Regions from separate parts of the Homo sapiens genome. Here region 2 is linked to region 1. Evidence: read pairs that join two places in POLR2A ChIA-PET (ENCODE). Cell type or tissue: B cell. All regions are shown on one strand. Each heading gives the region's core, and the rest is flanking DNA. Links, peaks and the distances in the headings are about the cores only. Region 1 overlaps YAF2 (YY1 associated factor 2). Region 2 overlaps LRRK2 (leucine rich repeat kinase 2).

The links. Peaks named below come from ENCODE experiments on the same cell type or tissue, not always from the same donor. Only the 100,000 strongest peaks of a DNase experiment are listed, where the experiment ranks them.
Region 2: POLR2A ChIA-PET joins it to region 1 with 12 read pairs; 2 of 35 experiments call an interaction of 5 or more read pairs at or near these places.

Annotation. Positions count from the first base shown.
Region 1 is chr12:42,164,075-42,169,581 of GRCh38, reverse strand. All of the region lies in intron 2 of YAF2 (YY1 associated factor 2), which reads left to right. Among named protein-coding and RNA genes, the nearest start is that of GXYLT1, 22 kb to the right of the region's middle. RefSeq lists a silencer at 188-388. In B cell, for the core only: no CTCF peak of the experiment used is centred there; no DNase peak of the experiment used is centred there.
Region 2 is chr12:40,226,703-40,231,971 of GRCh38, reverse strand. All of the region lies in intron 2 of LRRK2 (leucine rich repeat kinase 2), which reads right to left. Among named protein-coding and RNA genes, the nearest start is that of LRRK2, 4.3 kb to the right of the region's middle. In B cell, for the core only: no CTCF peak of the experiment used is centred there; DNase peaks (open chromatin) are centred at 1,576, 1,861, 3,121, 5,071 and 1 weaker place; H3K4me3 peaks cover 3,929 bases; H3K27ac peaks cover 4,994 bases.

The DNA.
Region 1 (5,507 bases), core at 175-5,174:
ATTAGCCCGGTGTGGTGGGGCATGCCTGTAGTCCTAGCTACTTGGGAGGCTGAGAGGGGAGGATTGCTTGAGCCCAGGAGGCAGAGGCTGCAGTGAGCTGAGATTGTGCCAATGCACTCCAGCCTGGGGGACAGTGAGACTATGTCTCCGAAAAAAAAGAAAAGAAAAATTAAAGAGAAGAGATTAAGAACAGCATGAAGTAACCTCAACATTAAAGGGGCTGGAAGAGGAAGTTCTAAGAGGAGCCAGTTTAGATATAAGATGACTGAGAAGGACCTACTTACTGGAGAAGGTAGGAAGAGGAATAAGAAAGTAGAACCTTTGTAGCTATGGTGCAGGAGAATGTTAAATAATGTCATGATACACAGAAGTCAAATAAGATGAGGACTGAAAGCTGTCTTTTGGTTTTGGCATACTTGGTGACCTTAGTATGGTTTCTTTAGTGGATAGGAAAGAGGTTTGGAAAGGTAGAAGTGAAGACAAGGACACAACTGAGAGAATAGCAGACATTTTCAAAATACTGGAAGAGGAGAAAGGAAGAGCAAGTAAACAAGGGATTAAGGGAGGAGTTTTTTCCTTCTAGATGGGAGAGACTTCAGTATATTTCTATGTCTGTGAAAGGAGTATAGTGTTCTTATGATGGGAGGGGTGGTATGAGCCCCACAATATTTACAACATTTTAAAAGGTAATTGTGAGTTTTTAAACTTAGTAAATTAAAATATTAATACTAATTATAAATTTAATTAGAAAATTTTAAGTTTTTAAAAAATATTTAGGCAGGCCATCTCAACCAAATGACATGTAAATGTGCAAATATGCCCTTAGATCTAGAGTTTGTATAGTAGATTCTGCTTACTGTAACTACTTTGAGAACAGTGGCTTGTTCCTGTGAATGGAGTGTTCTTGTTTTTTTAAAGGAGAAATTGTGTATAAAAAGGATTTTGATAGTTTTGGGGACAATAGCTAAATACCAGGTTAGAGTCTTTATTTTGTGCAATGTAAGATAATCATTTTTCCGAAAAGAATTTAAGGAAGAAGCCAAGCCTCTTCAAACTGAATCACCCTGCTTAAATTTTATGACATAAAATTTCTGTCTTTCGGCCAGGCATGGTGGCTCACATCTATAATCCCAGCACTTTGGTAGGCCGAGGCAGGTGGATCACTTGAGGTCAGGAGTTCAAGACGAGCCTAACCAACATGGTGAAACCCCGTTTCTACTAAAAATACAAAAAAAATTAGCTGGGCATGGTGGTGCACACTTGTAATCCCAGCTACTAGAGAGGCTGAGGCAGGAGAATCACTTGAACCCACAAGGCGGAGGTTGCAGTGAGCTGAGAGTGCGCCATTGCACTCCAGCCCGGGCAACAAAAGCGAAGCTCCATTTCAAAAAAAAAAAAAAAAAAAATGCTGTCTTTCTTTTCTTGAGATAGACGTGATGGGAAAGTTTGTCAGGAATGTTGTGGGAGTTATGTGAGACAAAAGTGTAACAGAATCCTAGATTTAAAAATATTATGCCATCAAGATATATTTGTATATTATTCATAAATATTACTTAAAGTATTTTATAACTTACAGTATATACATTTTTAACATTCATTATTTTATTTGGCTTACCCAGTAATCTTGGGATGCAGTCAGAGCTCGAGGTATGGAAACAAAGCCAGACGATGACTTGACTGTCCTGGACTGTAGCTGGGACTATAGGCATGTGCCTGCGTCACCACTCCTGAGTAACTTTATAGAGACAGGGTTTTGCCATGTTGCCCAGGCTGGTCTCAAACTCCTGGGCCCAAGCAGTCTGCCCGCGTTGGCCTCCCAAAGTGCTGGGATTATAGATGTGAGCCACCGAGCCTGGCCAGAAATTTTCAACAGCTTTTCGTTTATTGAATTTCTGTTGTGTGCTATTTATATTTTTCAACATTGAGCTAAGAACCAAAAATGGTAATTCTAATACAGTAATATTTAAATAATTAGTTACAGGATATGTGTATTGTTTTAATATGTAGATACACAAATGATTTTTCTTAAGTTGGACCCAATTTTAGTTTTTGAGTCCTTTTTCAAGTGGTTCTACCTATAGATTTGATACTTTATGTTTTGTTCTTTCCTTGAGGTCTTCAAAGAAGGAGAACATTTATTTTTTGAAATTACCATATGGACCTTTTGGTCCCTTTTATATTTCTGTCATATATAACGGGATCTTAGTTATTTGATTTTTTCCTATATCTTGAGATAGTTTGCTATTACATCCTAGGAACTATTTTATTTATTTTTATTTTACTGTAAGTTCTGGGATACATGTGCAGAACATGCAGGTTTGTTACATAGATAGACATGTGTCATGGTGGTTTGCTGTAACTGTCAACCCGTCATCTAGGTTTTAAACCCCGCATGCATTAGGTATTTGTCCTAATACTCTCCCTCCCCTTTCCCCCCACTCCCCAACAGGCCCCGGTGTGTGATGATCCCCTCCCTGTGTCCATGTGTTCTCATTGTTTAGCTCCTACTTATGAATGAGAACATGCAGTGTTTGGTTTTCTGTTCCTAGGAACTATTTTATCTTTACTACTTAGTTATTTCCAACTGTATTAAAAAGAGACCAAAATAATAAGAAAACAGAAAAATGGTGGCATCATCTAGAAGGATAGTGCAATTTTGAAAAAAAAATCCAGTGTTTTATCATCTTCCCAGAAAGTACAAAAGTGTAGAGACAGTATTTTTGTAGTCTTTGCCCTCCTTTTTTTTTTTTTTAACTTTCATTGAACACATTTGAGAATTCAGAATTTTTCATTTTCTGCTCCTAATGACAGGAAGATTTACAAGATGTTTCACAGTTACTAGATGAATCAGGGGATGGTGTAAAGCCAGTGATAGTGGCATCCAAAATTGTAGTGATGTTGAAATTGACCATATAAGGGAAATCTCAGACCATGAGTCTTCAGATGACAATATCCTTGTTCATTTTTCTCAAACTCAGTAATTGATAAGTGAACAAATATTTCTGAGCACAAAAAGTATATATGATTTCTCATATAAGTAGTCATTCAACAGAAAGGATTTTATCATGCAATATTTTGCAAAAAGAACTTGGAGCATCTTGTTTTGCTTTAAAGACATGTGAAAACATTCTTTATCTTCTATATTTGACACAAAAATTTACTTGAGATAGTTCGTTAGTGGACAGATGCTAAAGGTAGGTATGTGTACCTCATCTACAAATGAAAATGGTAATTCTGAAGCAGAGAGAATGTCTGTCTCTTCAAGAAATTATGAGTTGTCAAGGGTTTCAAAAGTAAAGCATCCTATGATACAAGTCCAAGAAGTGGTAGAAGTAAAGAAAAGCTAAAACCTATTAGAAATGTATTTGAGGCCAGGCGCAATGGCTCATGCCTGTAATCCCAGCACTTTGGGAGGCCAAGACAGGCGGATCACCTGAGGTTGGGCGTTCAAGACCAGCCTGGCCAACATGGTGAAACCCCCTAAAAATATAAAAAATTAGCCAGGCATGGTGGCACACGCTTGTAATCCCAGCTACTCGGGAGGCTGAGGTAGGAGAATCGCTTGAAGCTAGGAGGCTGGAGGTTGCATTGAGCCAAGATCACGCCACCGCACTCCAGCCTGGGTGACAGTGTGAGACTCCGTCTCATTCATAGATAGATAGATATAGATATAGACAGATAGATAGATAGATAGATATAGATAGAATTTAAAACCAAGAATCAGTACTTACAAGATGAATGTTCATAGGATTAGGCATGACAGTTGATGAGGAGTTAGTTACATTAAAAAAAAAAAAAAAAAAAAAAACCTGGCCGGGCGCAGCAGCTCACATCTGTAATCCCAGCACTTTGGGAGGCTGAGGCGGGCAGATCATGAGGTCAGGAGATCGAGACCATCCTAGCTAACACAGTGAAACCCCGTCTCTATTAAAAATAAAAAATAAAAAAAAATTAGCCGGGCATGGTGGCAGGCACTTGTAGTCCCAGCTGCTTGGGAGGCTGAGGCAGGAGAATGGCGTGAACCCAGGAGGCAGAGCTTGCAGTGACCTGAGATCACGCCACTGCACTCCAGCCTGGGCGACAGAGCTAGGCTCAATCTCAAAACAAAAACAAAAACAAAAACAAAAACCTTTTGGCCATTCGAGGTGTAGATAACTTTAAAACCAAGTTATTATAGAATAAGAAATTGGGTTTACTCTCTTTTAAAGTCTTAATAAAATGCTTAATGAAGTCGTTTCATTGTTCTCTTATTAAAAGGGTCCATTGTGATACCTGTTTCTCCTGGTATACTGACCATTTAAACATGGACAGAAGTTATTTCCTCTCTGTCTATAATAACTCCTCCTCCTGTTTTCTCTATCACAACACACAGTTTTTTTGTTTTTAATTTTTAGCGCATGAGGGCAGGGCCTATGTTTGTCTTGTTCATGGTTAATCTCCTTACCTAGTGCCTGACACATGTAAATGTGCAATAAAATTTATCAAACAAGTAGTTTCTTTTCTTTTTTTTTTTTTTTTTTGTTCCAGAAGACAGGGTCTCACTCTGTCACCCAGGGTGGAATGCAGTGGTGTGATCGTGGCTCACTGCAACCTCCACCTCCTGGGCTCAAGCGATTTTTCCACCTCAGCCTCCTACAGGCGCGTACCTTTACTGGCCAATTTCTGTATTTTTTTTGTAGAGATGGGTTTTCACTATGTTGCCCAGGCTGGCCTCGAACTCCTGGACTCAAATGATCTGCCTGCCTTGGCCTCCCAAAGTGCTGGGATTACAGGTGTGAGCCACCACGCTTGGTTGTAAACAGGTGGTTTTTTATAAAATCTTTCCTAGGTTAGATTTTTGGGCGTTTGTTAGCCAGAGTATCAACAGATTCACAATATGTATGGATTTAGTCCAGCCTTTTTTTTTTGATGAGATTTACCATATCGCTTCAATTTACCATATATTTTGGTGTTACTAAGCAGATTACTTCTTTTGAAATTTGAGTTATGCTGCCTCTTTTTAGTAAAGAATGTCATTGTTTTTAATACTCTTTTTCTTTCTTTCCTTTCTTTCATCTTACCTGTCCAACATGACAAAGCTAAATTATGATGAAGTTGATCAAGCTGAAAATATTATTCCTCTAATATTTAGCACATGGGATTTTTGTCAGTGGGGGTGGAAGGCAGACCGTAGTTGAAAATTGCATATATGAAGCCAACATGTATTGACCTCCTGCTCACACAGAAGGTCAGCCAGCTCCAAAAATATTTTGTCCTAATGCGTAATAAAATGTTCCCCCTTTTCTTACATTATAGTAAATCAACAGACTGCAAAACTTATACCTTCTATTTGGGCTATCTATGAAAGATACATAGGGATCCCCAAATTGGTGAATATCATATCTGACAAATACAGTCTAATCATGGCATATGTGAATAAGTAGATGATGGACTGTAGTTGGCCAGTGGCTAGACAGTAGTCATTTATTAACTAGGCAACCATTTTGTGCACATCAACTCCTTATCAC
Region 2 (5,269 bases), core at 270-5,269, 1.9 Mb after region 1:
ATTAGCCAGGCATGGTGATGGGCGCCTGTAATCTCAGCTACTCGGGAGGCTGAGGAAGGAGAATCGCTTGAACCCAGGAGGCAGAGGGTGCAGTGAGCCAAGATTGTGCCACTGCACTCTAGCCTGGATGACAGAGCAAGAATCCATTTCAAATATATATATATTATATATATATATAATTTAATTTATACATAATATATAATATATATAATTTATATATATAAATACATATAATTTCTAAATTATGAAGAACATAGACATGCCAATTGTCTAAATAAGGCAAAATAAAATAAACTATAAAAAATAGTTTTAGAGGTTGTACCAAGATTATTAAGTGCAAGAATGGCTATACCAGATCCTTAGTACTTTTTTTTTCTTGTTTTTTTTTTTTTTTTGGTTTTGTTTTTGTTTTTGAGATAGGGTCTCACTCTGTCACCCAGGCTGGAGTGCAATGGTGCAATCATAGATCACTGCAGCCTAGAACTCCTGTCCTTAGGTGATCCACCCACTTCAGCCTCCCAAGTAGCTGGGACTACAGGTATGTGCCACCACACCCAGCTAATTTTTTTTTTTTTTTTTTTGTGAAGACAGGGGTCTCGCTCTGTTGCCCAGGCTGGTCTCAAGCTCCTGGGCTCAAGCAATCCTCCTGACTTGGCCTCTCAAAGTGCTGGGATTACAGGCGTGAGCCTCTGCACCTGGCCCTTAGTAGGTTTTAAGTCATATCTACCTGACAGAATTTCCTCCACATATTTAAAATTTTAATTATAGGAAAAAATGAAGTGGCTTATAATGAAGGATTAGGTGAAGTTGGAGATTTTAGTAGCAAAATGTAAGTTATCAGAATGGCTGCTCCCCAAGTAATGAAGCTAGAATAATAGAGGCAAGAAACGTGGCATTTTTAGCAATTGAATCTACATCTGATAGGAGAAAAAGAGAAAGAGCTCTATAAAATAGACAGGAGGTAGAACTCCTCAATGGCTCCCTCCAGATTTCTCTAGAATGAATTGATAAGGTCTAGAGATCACAGACACCCCTAGTAGGCTCTTTCACATTTCGAAATAAAATATGAAATTATAGATGCATTTTAAGTATATCTTCACTCAGTCTGTTTACAAGATGCCAACTTGACTAAGTTGCTCTTTACCTCTGAAAAAAAAATTGAAAGTCCTGATTTCAAACCGGAGATGAAAATTAACCTATTCTTCCTACTGTAGACTCCTCCCTCTCTAAATGTAAAGGATCTCCAATTCATTCTATTATACTATAGAACTATACTTGACATGGTCAAAAAAAAAAAAAAAAAGAGAAAGTGCATATATGTACCCTCTAGAGACTAATGGAAAAGTATCTAAGTGTGATGTGTAATAAATACCAATATAATAGAAATACTGAAAGTAAGACTCAGTGTGAGTTGAAATTACTCAGAGAAGAATATAATATGAAGAGGTAGAGCTTAAGCCAGATTGTATAAGAACGGATGAGCGGTGAGGAGAGTAGGCTGCTACATGATAAGGAAGCTGCTACAGGGAAGAGGCTATTTTGGGATAAGGCTGGATGCATAAGTAAAGTTGAATATTGCAAGGAGTTGAATGACAAGGTGAGAAATCTATATGCACCCAATAAGGAATAATGGCACAAGTTTCTTACTCGCTTACGGGAGTAAACAACGGCTATTTTAGGAAGATAAAAATGATTACTCAAGATCTCTTTACAATATTACTTTTGGATCTTTTCCAGATTAAACATAAATTGCTTTATTTTGTCATTACTTCCTTTTACATAATTTCAAATTGCTTTCAAAGGCGGCAATTTCTGATAGCTATTTCTACCTATACTACTCAAGTAGGACATCCTCCTCCACGTAAGCTGAACAGACGTTGACAATCCAGCTGTCATAGAAACTGACTATTTTTGTGCTTTCATAGAATACATCAAGACTTTTTTCCGAACTATTTAAGAAAATAACATTCTGAACAGCTTCTGGTGGTAAAAAAAAAAAAAAAAAAAAAAAAAAAAGTCACATAGGATGCCAAACTCATCTCTGTACCTACAAAGCTGACTCAAGGAAAAAACCTGTTTGTTTTGGTTGGTGAAGCAACAGTATCAGTAAACGCTTTGCAAAAAGATTCAGGCAACTGAGCTCTCCAGCACTACATGGAACTTCTGTGATTAAATAGAATCTCTGGCAGCAAAGCAGAGGTAACAATTGATCCATTAATCTATTCAATTAAAAGCTTATCTCTCTAAGAGAGAAGGTTCCCATCTTGCACAGTTACAATACAATTAAATTGGTAGTTTTACTTTATTATAATTATTCTAAAAACTCAAGCATGTAATTAATGCACAACAGGAAAGAGTCTAGGGGTTAAAGAAAAAATTTTAGCCACTTTCATTTATTTTGCTCCCCTTCTTCAAAGGTTGAACCCTTGAGAATAAAGAGATGTAAAATTTAGGAGCACAGTGAAAAGATAGGCAGGAAAAGAAAAATATAAAGCACCTAGCTTAACCGTCAATTTTCTAAAGACTGTCATTTATGAAGAAACATTAATAAAATATGAAACAAACTTTGAAAATAAAACTGGCAGTCTGGAATATCATGTTAAATGGCATCTAGAAACAAACCTTAATCTTTATTTTAAATAGTAATTAAGAATTACTATTAAATTAAATGAAGGAGAAATTTACCTTAATACCTTAAATTTATCATTAAGAGTTTTTCTTTTGGCACTTCCAGCTAATTCAACATATAAAGCAGTAAAGGATACTTACAGTAATTATACTAATAATATAAAGAAATCTGAAGGAAAAATACTACTTTTAAGTGAGTATTAAAATGTCAGTAGGAGACCCCTTTCTACATCCCCTTGTTAAGACCAATGATAATTTAAATTGATGTCATTGTACCTAGCATGGCCACAGTATTTGTATCAAACCATTTTGCTTTTTACTAGCTTGCACAAAAAGCTTGCGAATTCAGCAGCTAGTAGATTGTATGATGGAAAGAGATTTTGAAGGTGTGAGAAGACTTGAGTCTTAGGTCTGTCACAAGCTCTTTGATCCTCAGTGAGCAGCTTACTCTCACTTCGCTATGACAGTAAAACATCCGGTAATATTTCCAGGAGGGCAGTGAGATTTCAGTGAGAATCAAATATTGGCTGTGCAAAAGAAGGAAACTAGATCCACAGCTTTCACCATATACACAAATCATTTCAAAATGGATTAAAGACTTACATCTCAGACCTGAAAATATGCAACTACTAGAAGAAAACACTGGGGAAATGCTACAGGACATTGGTCTGTGCAATGATTTTTGGGGTAGGACCTCAAAAGCACAGGCAATTACAACAAAAATAGGCAAATGGGATTATATCAAGCTAAAAAGCTTCTGCACAACAAAGAAAATAATTAACAAAGTGAAGAGACAACATAAAGAAAGGGAGAAAATATTTGCAAAATATCCATTCAACAAAAGATTAACAACCAGAATACATAAGGAACTAAAAAAACTCAATTAGCAAAAAAAAAAAAAAAAAAAAAAGTCTTATTTTTAAATGGACAAAAGATCCAAATAGACATTTCTCAAAAGAAGACAGACAAATGGCTAACAGGTACATGAAAAAAAAATCCTAAACTTCACTAATCATTAGGGAGAGGCAAATCAAAACCATAATGAGATATTATCTCACCACAGGCAGAATGGCTATTATCAAAAAGACAAAAAATAACAAATGCTGGTAAGGATGCAGAAAAAGGGGAATGGTGGTACACTGCTGATGGGAATATAAAGTAGCACAGCCATGATGAAACACAGTATGGAGGTATCTTAAAAAACTAAAAAGAGAATTTTCATATGATCCAGTAATCTCATCGCTGGGTATATATCCAAAAAAAGAACATCAGTATATCAAAGATATATCTGAACTCCCATGTTTATTGCAGCCCTGTTCACAATAGTTAAAATACAGAATCACCTTATATGTCTATCAACAGATTAACAAAGAAAATATGGAGGCCGAGGCAGGAGGATTACTTGAGGTCAGGAGTTTGAAACTAACCTGGGCAACATAGCAAGACTCCATCTCTACAAAAAGTAAAAAAAGAAAAAAAAATTAGCTGAGCATGGTGGCACATGCTTATAGTCCTAGCTACCTGGGAGGCTGAGGCAGGAGGACTACTTCAGCCCAGGATTGCAGGCCTGCAGTGAGCTTTGATCACACCACTGCTCTCCAGTCTGGGCAACAGAGTGAGACCCTGTCTCTAAATTAATTACTTAACTAAAAATAAAAGAAAATGTGGTATACATACACAATGGAATATTATTCAGTCATAAAAAATGAAATCCTGTCATTTGCAACAGCATGGGTGGGACTGGAGGTCATTAGGTTAAATTAAATAAGCCAGGTACAGAAATAAAATATTGCATAATCTCACTCATATGTAGGAGCGGAAAAGGTGGATCTCATGGAGGAAGAGAGTAGAATGGTGGTTACCAGAGACTGGAAATGAAAGGATGGGGAGGGATAAAGAGAAGGTGGTTAATGTGTACAAAAATATAATTAGATACAAGCAATTAAGTTAATATTTAATAGTATAGCAGGGAAATTATGGTTAATAATTCATTGCATATTTTAAAATAGCTAGAAGAAAGAAATTGCAACGTTGCCAACACAAAGAAAAATGTTCGAGGTGACGGATATTCCAGTTACCCTGATTTGAACATTACACATTGTATACATGTATCAAATAGCATATGTATCCCCAAAATATATACAACTATGATATATCCAAAAAAGTAATTAATTACTTTTAAAAAAACTCTTCCTTATTTTCCAGCATACTTTGCCTCTGGTACTCTCTAGGCAGAAATACTAAGTGACACTCATAACTACTCCGGACAAGTATGCTCAGGCTTGGGCAATTTCTAAAATTAAGAATTAGGAAGTATGTTCCAGGCTCCCCTGGGTTGTCAAGTATAGCACTGCCTTATCTAGACCCTGCAGACCAAAACGCCTACCCAGGATCTGACTGTCCTGAGCAGTATCAAGCAGGAGTGACTCTATCAAGTACAGAGTCTAGGGAATGAAGGTGGCCAGAATCAGGCACTTCTGAACACCAAAGCAGAGACAAGTAAGAAGGGATGACGTGGGTGCAGAGCAGGAAGCACAATAGGCCAGTGCCCAAAAAGTGACTCATATTCCACAGGCAAAATTCCGACTTTGAGTCTTAAAAGAACAGCATCTTTATTATGCCTCCATCTTTTCTTGGTTTG